Linked DNA regions of Homo sapiens: region 1 is linked to region 2. Evidence: chromatin loops called from intact Hi-C (ENCODE). Cell type or tissue: endothelial cell of umbilical vein. All regions are shown on one strand.

The links. Hi-C counts contacts between places; a loop is a spot of excess contacts. Peaks named below come from ENCODE experiments on the same cell type or tissue, not always from the same donor. Only the 100,000 strongest peaks of a DNase experiment are listed, where the experiment ranks them.
Region 1: it touches region 2 in a loop (5-fold over the local background); 63 of 110 quality-filtered maps call a loop at or near these places.

What each region holds. Positions count from the first base shown.
Region 1 is chr1:198,355,079-198,363,078 of GRCh38, reverse strand. No RefSeq gene overlaps it. Among named protein-coding and RNA genes, the nearest start is that of ATP6V1G3, 180 kb to the left of the region's middle. In endothelial cell of umbilical vein, a CTCF peak has its summit at 3,841 (motif pointing right); no DNase peak of the experiment used is centred here.
Region 2 is chr1:198,084,180-198,092,179 of GRCh38, reverse strand. No RefSeq gene overlaps it. Among named protein-coding and RNA genes, the nearest start is that of NEK7, 69 kb to the left of the region's middle. In endothelial cell of umbilical vein, CTCF peaks have their summits at 3,449 and 3,649 (motif pointing left); DNase peaks (open chromatin) are centred at 3,329, 3,619, 5,909 and 6,309; H3K27ac peaks cover 356 bases.

The DNA.
Region 1 (8,000 bases), 270 kb before region 2:
CATCAGATGTTCACTAACAGCTTAATCCCTTCCAACTAGGATAGAAGGGACAAAAAAAAAAAAAAAAAAAAAAAGTCTCCCCTGATAAACTTCCATAACCTAACAGTTTATGTGTGGCACTGATTCTATGTTTCTACTTTCATAAGGTATTTATTTTAAAATCAATAATAAAATAATATCTTTTACCAGTTAAACTGTCATCTTGTGAAGGAACATTTGACAATTGATTGTTTGATAAATGAAAACAAGCTAAATGTTGGTTAATTAAGTCACTGAGCCATGTGTTCGGTTTTTTACGGGCATCTAGTATGCAGTAGTAATGACATAGACATTGGGACCCAAGAATAAATGAGGCACGATCTCTGGACTCAAAGAGCCCAGTATCTAATGCAAGTGACATTAATGATGGTAAACATAAGAGTGAAAAACAGAGGTATAAACATGGTGGAAAAGTCAGGATAAGCTTCAATGAGGATGGAAGAGTTAAAATTAGGTCTTAAAGAATAAGGAGAAATTTGTCAATTGAAGAATAGGTGAGAATCACAGGAGCCAGTATTTGAAAAGATTCAGAGTAATGAAAAGGTTTGATATGGTAAGAAATTGTGGTAAAGGCTGACTAGTGAGAGGTAGAAAAAAAAACTAAAAGAAAAATAAGAAGAAAAAGAAGAAGTTGAAGCCTGTGTTGAAGGACTGTATATACCATGCTTCAGAGTCTGACATTTATTCCAAAGGCTATGACAACCCATCAAAAGTTTATAAGCTTGGGAAAAGGGGAGACAGTATAAGATATGTGTGTTGAAAAGAATTCCAGCACAGTGTCTGGCACTAATAGGCACTCAGTATGTATTTGATAATGAAAAATGAATATGAAGGTTGTACTGGAGAAAGACACACTGAAGAAAGAGAGGCTAGTTTTATAATTATTGAAATATGGATGAAAGAATAATGACAGCCTACAGATAGGAGCAGGGGAAATAAACAGAAAAAAAAACTGACCAAACACTCATTAAGGTGGTATAATTGACTTAACTAGTTTAGAGACTGGATGTTTAAGGAGAGAGGAAAGAGCCTAGAACTCCTGGATTTCATGTTTGTGTGATTTGACGGATGGGAGTTCCAATAATGGAGAGAAAAAGAAAACAAAAGGATCAGGTTTCTGTGGGAAAATTGTGTCTGCCACTTATACCTATTATAATGTATATGTATGGACAAAATCAACTTTAACATGGCTCCCCTTTAGGTTTCAAATTCCAGGAATGCCTTATTTATTGTTTTATATCCCATAGCATAATTATGGGTACAAACTAAGAGTTCAGTTTTTATTTAGAGAAGAAAGCAAGAAAGAAAGAAGAGAGAAGCAGAAAGCAGGAAGGAGAGAAGAGGGAGGAAGAGGGAGAAAAGGAAGGGAAGAAGGGCAGGAGGAGACAATCGTGACACAGTAGTAGAGGGTCTGGAGTTCAGCAGAGAAGTGCACAGGTCTGCATGTAGAATCACTGGCATAAAACCCATATTTGATTTGAAAATCATTGCATCAGTGGTGTTGCATAATTGCAGCTTTAACTTCTCTGTTCCAATATAGTTTTTTTTAAAAATCAACATATTGCTTCCTGGTTACAGGGTATTTTTTACATAAGCTTGTATCTATTGCTAGTAGAGCTGCATCAACATTGTTAATATTTCAGGTAGCATCTGTAATTGAAATAGTATCCTATGTTAATTTTAAAGAATCCCGAAATCATACTTGCAAACTAACCGGTCTTTATTTGAATTCCCATATGGAGTACTGGAACATCTTCAACAATACATTTTCACTGTCCCATCTCAAGTAATAAGGGACAAGTGTTCGGAAAACCACAGACAGTCTAATGGACACAGAAAGATGGATCCCTGAAACTAAAGTTTTCAGGACTTACAACAAAAGCATACATGCCGTATTCAAGCAACAACTATCAATTTGCCAATCTGATGTTAAAATATTGAGTTCATCTCTCATAATTTTGATATTGTCTCTACCAACTGTTTAGAATGAGGATTGAAATTAGCATAAAGGAAGAACAGGGAAAGGATGAATTGCACAGGGTGAATAAAAATCACTCTGTATATTTGAATATGTAGCATCAAATATTTTTTCACACTTAACTCAATTTTGTCTTTAGTATAGGCCTGACTTAATGTAAGATGATTGACAACCTCTCCCTATTTCATCTATTGTAATGTTCTTCAATTGCCTGAGCGCTTCTTAATCAAAAGAAGAGTTCCACACCACCCTTGGATATCAAAGGAGAAGGTTTCTATAGCTATTACTGAATCAAAGAGTTATTCTTTGAAGAACCTAAGGTGAAACATTGAAAAATCCTTCTGGGATACAGATGAAAAATACCACATGTGTGTTTCCCCCAAGTATCCAGTGCGATCCATCAAAAGACTAATAAAAACACAGGCCTACACTCACTTGATAAGTGTATTCATTTCTCCTATTCTTTTCTCACATTTTCTGTGTGGCTGCTGATCTACTAATCTTTCTCACGTGGAGTATAGCTGGACTAAATAAAAATGCCAGCCCTGATTAACGAGTCAGGTGAGAAAATGACCTCTGAAATGCTTTCATTTCAATAAACCTTTTATGCTAAGGAGCCAGGTCAGGGTGGGAGAGACATCATCATGGAAGAGCAAAAGATACATAACACATGAATAATGGTAAGATTTCCTGCATTAAGGCATGTGCTATCTATGGCCATAATGTTGCTGAGTGAAAGTTATTTAATTACTTTGTTCTGGAAACTCAAACCTTTCTGGTTCAAAAGAAGGCATTTATAAAGCCTACTGGGAATTAAGGTAATTAGCGCACATCTCATTATTCAAAAGCTCAATCCTGTGAGACTAAATAATTATAAAATTCAAGTCAGAAATGACTTGACTTTTTTATACTGTGGCTGGTGAATGGAGTCCCTTTTTATTTCTTTTTAAGATGGAAACCTACCCATTTGAAAACAGAAGTTGTTAACTTGCTCCTTGAATTTAACATCTGGTAACATTTTCATCTTTTGCAAACTAGTAAAATGTTGTAGTATTTTTGACAGTGGGAGTTCAGTGCCAGAAGAAATTTTATCAGTACAAAGAGACTACAAAATAGGTTTCTTACTGGGCCACAGGGTTTCTTAATCCTTATCTTACTGCATTAAAAAAGTGCTGCAGGGAAGGTGCTATTTGCCTATAATTTCTCTAGGAATTAATTTAGGGAGAACTTAATGGCAAAGAATGGGATACAACTATTCCCCTATACTGTGTTAATGCATAGAGAGAAATCTGCTGTTGTTTTAATGTTTTAGTTATGGAAAGGCTGTGAGTTTTGCTACTTCACTGGAATCACTTTTCCCTCGTAATCAACCAATTACATCTATCTTTTATCAGACTGCATTTATCACTTGTCAATTTAGTTTTTCAACAATCTTTTATGGCTGTGTGATATTCAAAGACAAACATGTTAAATATTACTAGCAAACTTTTAATATGTTCAAACTCGGGGACCATTGAACAGAGTCATCCCAGGGTGTTTGGCATGTACATTCTGAATGAGCAGAAACGTTTTAACAGAGGCAGCAGTGGTCACAGAGCAGTGCAGTGAAGACAGCACAGGCTGTGGACACAAGAATGCAGATTTATGTTCTGGTTCTGGTAATTATAAATTGTGGAGACCTCCTTAAATTTTGTAAACACTGAACGACCATTTTCTCATCTGTAAAACGGGGGCTGTAAGATATGAGAATTAAGATAATTTGTGAATTACAACTAGCACACTGCTTGGCACCTAACAGGGCTCAATAAACAGTCATGATTCTTGTTATTCCTGCAGGGGGCAGTGTATGAAGCTTAAATTGACAGAAAATATTTTGTAATTGCCTTATAAATTTTGAGCAGAAAGACAATAAAATGCATACACACACACACACGCACATGCACACACGATAGATGTATATATGACAAGGGCTATATAACATTAAAGTGAAACATTTGTTTGCTCAGAAGCCTCTGTATACAAATAAATTACTAAGCAAAGACTTAGAAGCACAAATTACTTTTCTGGATGACTAGGTGGATTATGCTCAATAAATGTTCTGATTAAAAATTTGTGGCTATATCTGATTTGCTTGTGGTATTATGGAAACAACTTACAGGTCAGAAAGAGAATTAACACCTTTTCAAAAGCAAAGCTAAATAAAAACCATTAAAAAAATCTTACGGAAAAATAATGTTGCTATCATCAAAGTGTTCTATGCAGTACTCACATGAAAGGAAAGCAAGGAATCTATCTGAATAGGTTTTATGTACAAAGAAAAAGATTTGTGTTTTATTGTTATTAATATAACATAATCACCCATGTTTTCTGAACACATACTATGTGCCTGACACATGCTAAGTGCTTTTTGTGTGTTGTCTTATTGAATTCTCAGAACTCCAGAAGAAAACAGAAGCTTAGAAAGGTTAATTATTTGCACAAAATCTCACAGCTATAAAGAGAAATAAAGAACCTGAATCTCAAATCAGATCTATCTGACTACAAAGCAGGCATCTCCTCAGTCTAAGATGTGTCTCTGAAATCAAAGCTTTTTTAAAGGCACTGTGAAATTGGAACAATCAGAAATCTACAAAAAACTGTTTTCTTGGAAAAAAGTATCTGGAATTTTCCCACAAAGTGGAAGACACAGTGTATACATCTCCACAATTCTATGTACCACAAGCAAAGATACATAAGTACATGGAAAATAGAAAAACTTGAAAATGTGCAGTTAAGTTTGTAAACACAATAGACAATGACTAGAGGAATGAAATACTCGTTTCAAGAATACATGTCACTGATGTGAAGAATGGGGATAGAAAAAAACTAAACTTACCTTCAGAATGTCATAACAACAACCATAATATGCTTGAAACTAAAGATTCATCAAAATCATAGATCTATAATGACAAATCTCTTAGTTGTTAACATCAGTGAGTGAAACTTCACCCACTGAAGTGAATAGGTGGTAAAGAAAGGTAATGCTATCACTGATCTTATAACCTAAGATAGCAAAGTCTTTGTATTTCAAGACTTGAACAGAAGGAATGGGATAAAAACATTCATTTTACGCTGGAAATTGAGGAGTCACTGCATTTCTCCTTTTTTTAAATCAGCAATCTTGTCTTACATAAGAAGGAACATAGTGGTCCCTTCTCTTCCCTAAGTATGTGTCATTCTGGGTAAGTTAATTTAACCTCAATAAGAGTTAAATGATTTGCACTGCATTTAGAATAACTCTCAGCCGAGTAGATTCGGTTTTTGATAAATAAATATTTCAGTTGCATTTTTTTTTTTTGAGACAGAGTCTCTCTCTGTCACCCAGGCTGGAGTGTAGTAGCATAATTTCAGCTCACCGCAACCTCTGCCTCCTGGATTCAAGCAGTTCTCCTGCCTCAGCCTCCTGAGTAGCTGGGATTACAGGCATGTGTCACCACGCCCCATTAATTTTTGTATTTTTAGTAGAGACAGGGTTTCACCGTGTTGGTCACGCTGGTCTCAAACTCCTGACCTCATGATCTGCCCGCCTCGGCCTCCCAAAGTGCTGGGATTATAGGCGTGAGCCACCGTGCCCAGCTTAGTTGCATATCTAAATAGAAATATTTGTATTACAGTTAATAACTAAAACTTATTTCCTTCTTACCGTGTGCCAACTGCTATAGTAAATATGTGGATTAACTTATTTAATCTTTTCAATAAAGTTCTGAAGTAGGTATCAGATAAGAAAACTGAGATTAGAGATATTAAATAACTTGCTCAAGGCCACGTGGCTGATAAACTGTGGAAGTGAGTATCAACCCAGCCCCCACTCTTAATTCGAAAACTGATAACCATTCTCCTAAAAACAGGAAGAAGAACTCATCATTAAAGAACTAAAGGCATTACTTAATAAGCTTCAAGTGAGTTCTTAAACAAGCCTATATTAAAATTAATCAATACAGAGAATACCTTATATTGTCTTTAACTTAAGAAGGATGTGTGTGCCTGTGAGTATGTATGTAATTTGTCAAAGGCCATTTATGTGAGTCCAAAATATATATTCAAACTCTTACACTTCCAGTATTGATTTACTTCACTATAAACAGACAAAAAGAAAATAGCCACATAAATTAACTTGACCTAATTACGTTAGCCTTGTTCCCTACAGGAACTTTCCGTCTTAATTATTAGCTTTATATCGGACTAAAGACGCCCCTTCTATCCTTGGTTATCCTCCAGCTACACATTTATAAATCCACAGATAATAGCTATCCTTTGTCGAAATCTGTCACGTTCCATGTGCTGTATGAGCCCAAGGTTTCCCAAACCATATTAAGGTAAAAATGTTCTGTGGGATGTAATTAGATAATCCAAGAAAAAACAAGTCTTTCCCAAACAAATAAAGTGATATGTTTAACTGTTAACTAGGTTTCGTTTTTTACTGCAGAATTTCCGGGAACTATTAATGTATTTGCCAGTGTGTATGCTGTGAACCTCCAAGAAGGGGGTTTAGTAAAGTAGCTTTCCCCACATTTATTTGACCATAGAGATTTCAGTTGTTGAGCACAGATTTACATCTCCTGGAGTCCAGTGATCTCCAGAACATACTTTAGTATATGGTACTTTTATATGATCTCTGTTTTACAGATTATAATTTTTAAATATAGGTAATGTTGTCCCCATTATGCAACTGAAACTAAAGCCAAAGTTATCAAGCAGCTCGGCTGAGGCGGCAATTATTATGAGCTGTGACAGGATTCAAATTCAGGTCTGGCTTGATACAAATTGTTCTGCTTTTCCACCTTACAGTGCTACATCCCCCACAAAGAAATGACTTGAAACACTCCCAAAGGCAGGTGCCTGCACACTCCCAAGCCTTCTTCCTCCTGCCAGCGGGAACCTGATATTTGGATGAGAAGGTGAACACCAATAACTGTACCTCTGGCTATCTTTTCTCCTTTTTCCTTATCCTCGGGGGGAAGATATGCCCCATAGATATGACGTCTGAATCTGAAATAATGGATTTTGGGGGAAAAAATTTTTTAATCCACCAGAACATGAGTACAAAAATATCTTTCAAAGACTGCAACCTGTCCTAGGAACATCCGATCATAGACTTAATTCACCTCTGGAGAAATGTGGACCCTTTGGCGTTACTGAATAATCACAGTCAGACGCTTCGCAATAGTGGGCAGATGCGAGGTGGTACAGGACGCCATCTAGTCTCATTTAGGAGTTCATGACCCATACTTCTACCTTTCACATTTGTATGGTTCCTGTCTGTATTAGTCCGTTCTCATGCTGCTAAAAAGAAATACCCAAGAATGGGTAATTAATAAAGAAAAGAGGTTTAATTTACTCACAGTTCTGCGTGCCTGGGGAGGCTTCATGAAACTTACAGTCATGGCGGAAGGCAAAGCAGAAGCAGCTACCTTCTTCACAAGGCAGCAGCGGGAATGCCAGACGGTTATAAAACCATCAGATCTCATGAGAACTCACTCACTATCACGAGAACAGCACGGAGGAAACCACCCCCATGATTCAATTGCCTCCACCTGGTTCCTCCCTCAACACCTGAAAATTATGGGGATTACAATTCAAGGTGAGATTTGAGTAGAGACACAAAGCCTAACCATATCACCATCCCTATGAATACAGCATTTCTTTCCTTATGATAAATAAAAGTAGCCCATCCCTTTTCTAACATGCTCGTAAATAGAATATTGCATATACAAGAATCACATACTTATCTTATTCACTGTAATATCACTCAAACTTTTATTTCTTTTTACAACTTTTATCCTTCCAGCTCCCATTATAATAGCTATAACTTTATTGAGCTTGTCTGTGTGCTGGGTACTTTACCTACTTTTCTAATCCTTACAACTCTGAAAGGTATGTAAAGAAAAATAATTTCTTAACTCCTATGAGTAAATTAGTTTAGGATTTAACTTAGTTGTGAAAA
Region 2 (8,000 bases):
GCCCTGGATTTTAGTTTGAGATACATAGTTTTATCAAACTAAGAAAATATCAATCAATTCTTATTTTACTAGGGTTCTATATTAATCAAGAATGACCACTGGCCTTTATCAAAGAAGTTTCAATATTTATATATATTTTTTAAATTCTAACCTGCTCCTATAGCATATACACTAATAAATTTCCTAATATGGTAGAACAGAGATGCACCATTCATATCTCCCTTCAAGAAAAACCTTGCTGCCCAGCTGCAAGAAGGGCTGTCACAACAGAGCTGCCAGCTACCAATTCCTTCAAGGTGTGCATAGGTTAAGTAGAGTTACCTCTCCCACGGAGGAGGGTCCCACAGAGCTGGTGACTGAACAAGGACAGAGCATAAGCTTCTTGATGGATCTACTGAAATTTGGTAAAGCCTGCTTTGGGTTCTTCCTTTACTCAATCCTACTTCTTCCTCCTTCCTTTCATTGATATTGACCCCTGATAAATATCTTGCACCCTCAAGCTCAATCTTAGCATATGCTGCCAGAAAACACAACTACAGTGAGGGAGCCACTGAAGGGCTGACTCTGGTTCTCACTATGGCCTCCTCTGTTATTTTGCCTCTGGCTTCCTCTCAGGCTCACCCCTTTGCTCACTCAACTCCAGTCAGGCTGGCTTCCTTGCCATTCTACAAAGTGTCATGAATGCTTCTGGCCTAAGGACCATGGCAGTCACCATTCCCTCTGTCCAGAACATTCTTACTCAGATATTCCCAGGGCTCATGCCCTCACTTCATTCAGGCCACTGCTCGACTGTCTCCTCTTCGGAGGGGTCTTCTTGACCACTGAATTTCAAGCAGCTCACCCCCACACCTCTCCACCTTATCCCAGCTCACCTTTCTCAATTTTTTTTATCCTGCTTACTTTTCTTTTCAGCTTATCTCAACCTAACACGCGCATATTTGTTTATTCATTTATTGTGTCTCTCTCCAACTTCAGTGAAAGCAGGGCTTTGTTTTATTCACTAGAACAGTCTCTGGAACAGCATGAGTGCTCAATATATACTGTTGGAGTTACAGGCAATAACCTAAAAATAAACTTATACTACAGAAAAGATAAAATCTTATACAAATGTCTATAAAAGTTGAATGTAAAATGTGTTGGAAAGAACATTATTTTGCCCTTGATATATAGTATCCATTTGGACTCATTTTCTTCATATTTCTTAGAGACTAATTTTCAGGGGCTCCTGCAATTTTGGCATTAAATTTTTCTACTGCCATCCTTTTTCCCCAACTCTATCAACGAGGTAATGAACTGCAAATCATTAAAATATGGTTGACAAGACTTAATAATTAAAAGTATTCTCTTGTAAATTGCAGAGTTATGTCTTTTTAAATTAATTTTATTTGAATAAGTAATATATAATTACATTCTTCTTGGGAAAAAATTAATATTACTGATAAAGCTAAAGTCTACTTTGACTTATACCACCATGCCTGTTTCCCTCCTTCTCACCTCCCTTCTCACTCCAGCAGTAATCTTCATTAGCAATATTCATCCAGATGTTTTCCTATGCATTACTTGCATTTAAAGTTAAATGATACATATTTATGTGTATTGATAAATTTCATAAGTGTATTAGCTCATTTGCTCCTTATAACAGCCATGTGCAGTAGGCATTATTTATTAAGTAATAATAAAATATACATCTCATATGGTTACTTTAATGATTAAAAGAGCACATGTCAATGAAAACACTTAGCAGTGTGCTTAGCACAATATAAGTACTTTTAAGTGAGAGCAATAATTATTCTATATTATATATCCCTAAATATGAAGACACTCCTAATCACTGAGGTGGTAGAATTTTGTGGGACTTCTAACATCTATATTGAATCCCTGAGATGAGTTATTTAATATTCAAAGATATCATTATTATATCAGCATAATTCTTACACTTTTAGTAGTTCTACTATTTGTGGTTTATAGTTTTTACCTAAAAATACAATAATCTGATCTTGCTAAAGTCAAAGAGAGTTTTTTGTTTCAATGCGAGAGATCCTTATTAAATACAGTGAAATGTGGCTAAAATTTTATAAATAGAGACATTCATCAGGGTTATTTATTGGAAACAACTAAATATCTAATAATAAAACTGTAGAATGAATTGTGATTCATCTATCTCATAAAGTATCTTGTAACCTTTAAAATGATATTTATGAAGACTTCTAATGACAAGAGAAAAGGTTAAATAAATATGTTGTTTAAAAAACAGTAGATAGTGCTTTTGTGCTTAAAAGGAGAGCATTAAAATATATTTCATTTGTAGAATGGAAAGATTATGGAGACAACACAGCATTGTTATTTGGGAAAAAGAAATTATCAAAATTTGAAATATGTATATAGCATGATTTAATTTTTGTAATAAAATTGTGTGGAATAAAGGCTAGAATAAAATAACTCAACATGTCAATAGTGTTTCTCACTGAGTAAAGAGATTATAGATGATTTTAAATTTCACTACTATACATTCATCTTTATAATCAGAAATAAATACTATTTTAAGGTATTTCTATTAGTTTTCTAGAGATACCTAATTCAACCATACCTAATGAAATTTGAATCTTCTGACGTTTATATTAATGGAACTCATATTAAGAAAGTATGCTTAGTAAGGCAATAGCCAACTTGTTAAATATAAATTCACACTTGGTAAGAGGTTTAACCTCTTATAATGATGTTTATAAATTATATAATTAGAATCATTTAATATCCACTGTATACTTGAAACAATTTTTAAAAACAGCCTTGTGACCAATTATATTAACTTCATGTTTATATTAATTCTTAATTTTTAAAATAAAAGTCTATAGTTTCATTCCAAGTATCCTCTATAAAATAAAATATATGTACTGATAGATTGAAGAGAACTAAGAAGATAAATCATTTGCTATTAACAAAATTCTAATGCTTGAATCTCTTTTTGATAAAGTATAATTAACTGAATATAATTGTAACAGCCTGTGTCAGTGCACCCCTCTGTGAGTTAGTTCCTCAGGTAATTAATTTGTAGAGCATTTCCTTTGAGAGCTATTTCCCCTCCTACAATTCCTAGACTTTTTCCTTCTACAGAATGGTCAAGATAAACTACTCCTACTCCTTCAGAAGCACTTATGATTCAAGATTACAGAGGAATGTACTTAGAAAAATGTGCAGTGGAAAAAAGTACTTATATGCATACACACAGACTATGGTTACTGAAAAGTTCACTGAGAAAATATGGTGCTTATCAAGCTTACATACCCTCTCAGATGGCTGCCAGGTCAGGCCACTCAGTTCTCTTTTGCCTGGTTCCCCTCTGAAGTCTTGCCCCTGCGTGATGCTTCCAAGCCTCTACACTGCCAGAAATTCAGCCTAGAGAACCATGTTCAAACCATTTATTCAAACATGCTGACTGCCTCAGCATTTGGGCATGTTGTTAATCGCATCCCCTAAAGTTTATTCTCCACCACGTACAACACAGTGAAAAGCCACTAAAAGAAAAAGAGAGAGAGAACCTCTCCAGTCCTCCTGCTAGGACTGCTAAGTTTTTCAGTGCCTTTTCCTACACCATCACTTCTCAGAAAAAAATTCTCTCCACTCTGAAAGTTGGGGCAAGTTTCAAAACCTGGGTAGGTCTCCCCCTAGTGACAAAGTCAATTCATTTCTTCCAAAACACTTCTGTTTTCATATTTGATTATTTCCTAAAATGCAGGAGATAAATATTTTCCAGATTATGAAGCTTAGATTAAAATCAAAAGTGCTATGGAATTCATATGGACATTATTAATGAAAGTCCCGATTACACAGGAAATTAATACCACAATTTCAGCACTAAGGCATAAGTCATTAAAAACTCCAAAAATAGCCCTAAGGAGTTCTGGATTATTAGTGGCTTGGTATGTGGATGAAATCATAACTTAGTAGTAGAAAAATTGTGAAATTAATTCTCCCAACACCATTGATAGGTAGATATTATTCAGTATGTATTTTACTATGTATTATTTATTTATGAGAGTTAAAGAAACAAAGGCTCAGAGAGGCTAGTACAAAGGTGAGCCAGGGATTTGAATTTTGCCTATTGGATTTCCAAGACTTTGAACTCTGCACTGTCCTGTGTTAACCTAACCTTCCATGCCTCCCTACTCTCTGGCCTCCTGTTGTACTGATTCCAGCTGGAAAGTGACCCAGACCACATGCTTTTGGGCATTTTGTTCTAATAATTCCTGTTTACCCTTCAAGTTTATCTTAGTTGTTGCTTCCTCAAGGCAGCCTTCTCTTAACTCCTACGTTCCTATTTTATATAGCACCATGTACTATCTACTATTCCTATCACATTTCTAATCAAATAAAAAGATATATGATTGATAGGGTTTGGCTCTGTGTCCCCACCCAAATCTCATCTTGAATTGTAATCCCCATAATCCTCATGTGTTGAGGGAGGGATCTGGTGGGAAGTGATTGGATCATGGAGGTGGTTTCTCACATGCTGTCCTCTTGGTAGTGAGTGAGTTCTCACGAGATCTAATGGTTTTATAAGTGTTTGGCAGTTTCTTTTTCACTCTTTCTCTTTCCAGCCACCTTATGAAGAAGGTACTTGCTTCTTGTTTGCCTTCTGCCATGATTGTAAGTTTCCTGAGTTCTCTCCAGCCATGCAAAACTGTGAGTCAATTAAACTTCTTTCTTTCATAAATTACTGTCTTGGGTAGTATCTTTATAGCAGTGTGAGAACAGACTAATACAATGATTGAGTGTTGTCTACCTCTACCACCATGTCCTACATACCCCCAATTAAAGTTTCATGAAGGGAAGCACCTTGCACAGTGTAGGTGATCCATAAATATGTGTTAAATGAATGAATAAGTGAATGAATGAATGGATGAGCTAATGTCGCTCAAGCAAGTTGTGTTTCTGGTACCACTTTTTCTGTCACTTTTGCTTAGCCTCAAATTCTGATACCCATATTTCTTATACTGATCTGATGACTTTACTCTGATACAGATTTTTTACTACACCCTTGCTCTAATGTTGGCATTTTGGGACCTGGATTGTATCCTGAATATCATACAGGTAGTTCTTTCATCCTAAATGGAAGAAAATAAACTCTTGCACATATCACGGTAAGTGCCATTAAACTCATGAGAGAAAAAAGGATTAGAGGGTCCCCATCTATATGGTTGCTCCCTAAATTCAACTCTCCCCAAAGAGACAATAAAAATATATTTACTTTATAGCCCAACACGTTTTGAGAAATTGATCTGCTCTGCAGATGAAAAGAAAAGCAGTTAGAGGGAAGATAACTCACATAAAATGTTCAAAGTACAGCTCTCTTAATGGATTAATATCTGATAGGTTATTTGACATTAGTAAAAGATCCAAGGCCAGGTAAAATTTTTTACTTGGAGGTAATATCATACCCACTTCCTTATATGGAGAAGAAGCCACAAAATCTTCAATTTTCTTTTAGAACTATTTTATTTTATAAATATTTAAAAGCTGTGAAAACAATAGTAGGTATTAAACATAACATATAGTGGCTACTTTTAATAGTACTAATAATCCTAATAGTACTAATAGTACTACTGCTACTAATAATAACCCTAATAATACTAATAATACATGTATTATTTGAGAAACAAAAGATTTCATCATTTTCACCTGACTCAAAATATCTTGCAAATCTATCCTTACCTTATGCATTTTACTAACTATAGGCTGTGATTTGCAACAATGCTTAGAATAAGCTGTTTTATTAGTTCAGTGACCCAGTAAGAGTATATATATAAAGCACATACATGAGAATATTTATGGCAGTGATTAATTACAGAGAATGGCAGCTTGGAAGCATGTAAATGAAAAGGTAAATAACATATTCCATTATTAACATTCCTCTGTGAAGTGGGATGTACGGAGAGAGCAGAACAATGGAGTGGAGGGAAGTTGGGTCAGACAAGTGATAAATCAGTTGTGGAAAAATAGGGAAGGAATTATAAGCATTAAGCTACCCTTCTAACACAATGAATGCAGAATAATAATACCATATTTGTAATTATAATGATGTCCTTATAAATTACAGATCAATTCAGAAAGCAGCATGTTTATTTTTTAAATAAACGTAGACAATATATCCACAACAATAATAAAAGGGTGCATATTAAGCCCCAATGGAATCTTAAATTCTGAAGTACAGCTCTCTATTTATATTAATATAAGGCAAAAAGTATTCCTACATTTTCTGTAAGACAAAGGATCATTGTGCTGAATTTCCTTAACTAGCATGTAATAATTCACTTGCTTCTTTATCTCGGAATGTCAGCTAGAAAGCCCAATAACACTATACTGAGTAAAACAACCAAGAGCTGGAGAAACACCTCAGACTTCTTGTGAATGGAACATGTAATGTGATGATTTCACCCATAGCCTTACCATTTTCAGGTTATCTTTTCTCTTCCCTGCTAGATTCTAAGCTCCTTAAAAACTGGATCTTATTCATATTTTTATTTTCTATAATACTGCTGACAATGCCATGTACATGGTAGACCTTTGGCAATTTTTCTTTTTCTTTTTGAGGTGGAGTCTCTCTCTGTTGCCCAGGCTGGAGTGCAGTGGCGCAATCTTGGATCACTGCAACCTCCACCTCCCAGGTTCAAGCAATTCTCTGCCTCAGCCTCCTGAGTAGCTGGGATTACAGGTGCCCACCACCACAGCCGGCTAATTTTTGTATTTTTAGTAGAGACGGGGTTTCACCGTCTTGTCCAGTCTGGTCTTGAACTCCTGACCTCGTGATCCACCTACCTAAGCCTCCGAAAGTACTGGGATTACAGACGTGAGCCACCGAGCCCGGCCGACAATTTTTTTTAATGCTTGCTTTTAGAGGTAGGCCTATTCTGTGCTTCAGGATAAAAGAGAGTTGGATGAATCATACTGGGGGAAAAATAGAAAAATCCAGTAACCTGGATGTCTGTCAGCATCACCCCTATAGTTTTAAAAATATACAGACTCCTTGGCACAATATCAGACGTTTGATTCAACATCTCTGGAATAAGACCTAGGAATCTCTACCTTTAATGTGTAGGTGATTTTAATGCACAGCTGGGAATGAGAACCATTGGTCTGATACCTAATTTTTTTTTCCTGGCCTGGTATGTCATAAATTAATGTAATAACACCTTCTTGCTTTATATTTCTCAAAGTGTACATATATTTTATATAAATATATGTAATATCTAATTTGAGCAATATATGATCAACAAATTATATGCAACAAGTATGTGTCCAACAAACTGTTACATTGGTAGAAAATTGACCTGGGCAGCTCCCTTCACAGTCAATTCATTTCCTCCTAAGCAGGGCCCTCACCCAGCACAGGTCCTCTTGCATATCATTCTGTCTGCCCATACCACTGACCTCTAATGAGGAAAAGAGAAAGCCATCCGCTGAGACCATAATTATGTGCAGAGGGTCAGTGTTTGAACCTTGGTCTCCATGAAACACCAAAGCAAAGAGCAGACTTTTCTTCTGCTCCAAACGCCCTCTAGTTAACTTTCTCACAAATGGCCAAAGAATGGGAAGAGATTCCCTCAAAACAGGCAAAAACACCTTTCAACTTTTCAGGCTAAAATGACAAGATCGGGCGTGTTCAGGGTGGTATGGCCGTAGACTAGAATGACTGAAGTTAAAATTTGCCAGACAATGGCCATTGTGTTCCCAAAGTCCTGTGGCCATTGTGTTCCCAAAGTCCTGCATATACACAGTTGGCAGTGCATAATATTGGCAATACTGTGTCTTTTTCAGTCATGCAAAATTATGCCACAATGAAGAAGGACTTGACAAAGAGGTCAAATTTAGCTCACCTGCCATGCAGTGCTGGAAAATCTCAGGCACTGACAGATTTTCTTCATGAGGCTGGGACAAGTCTGCCATGTATGATTGCTCAGGTTCTGTACTGCACAAGGGCACTGTATCTAATGGGACATCAGCTA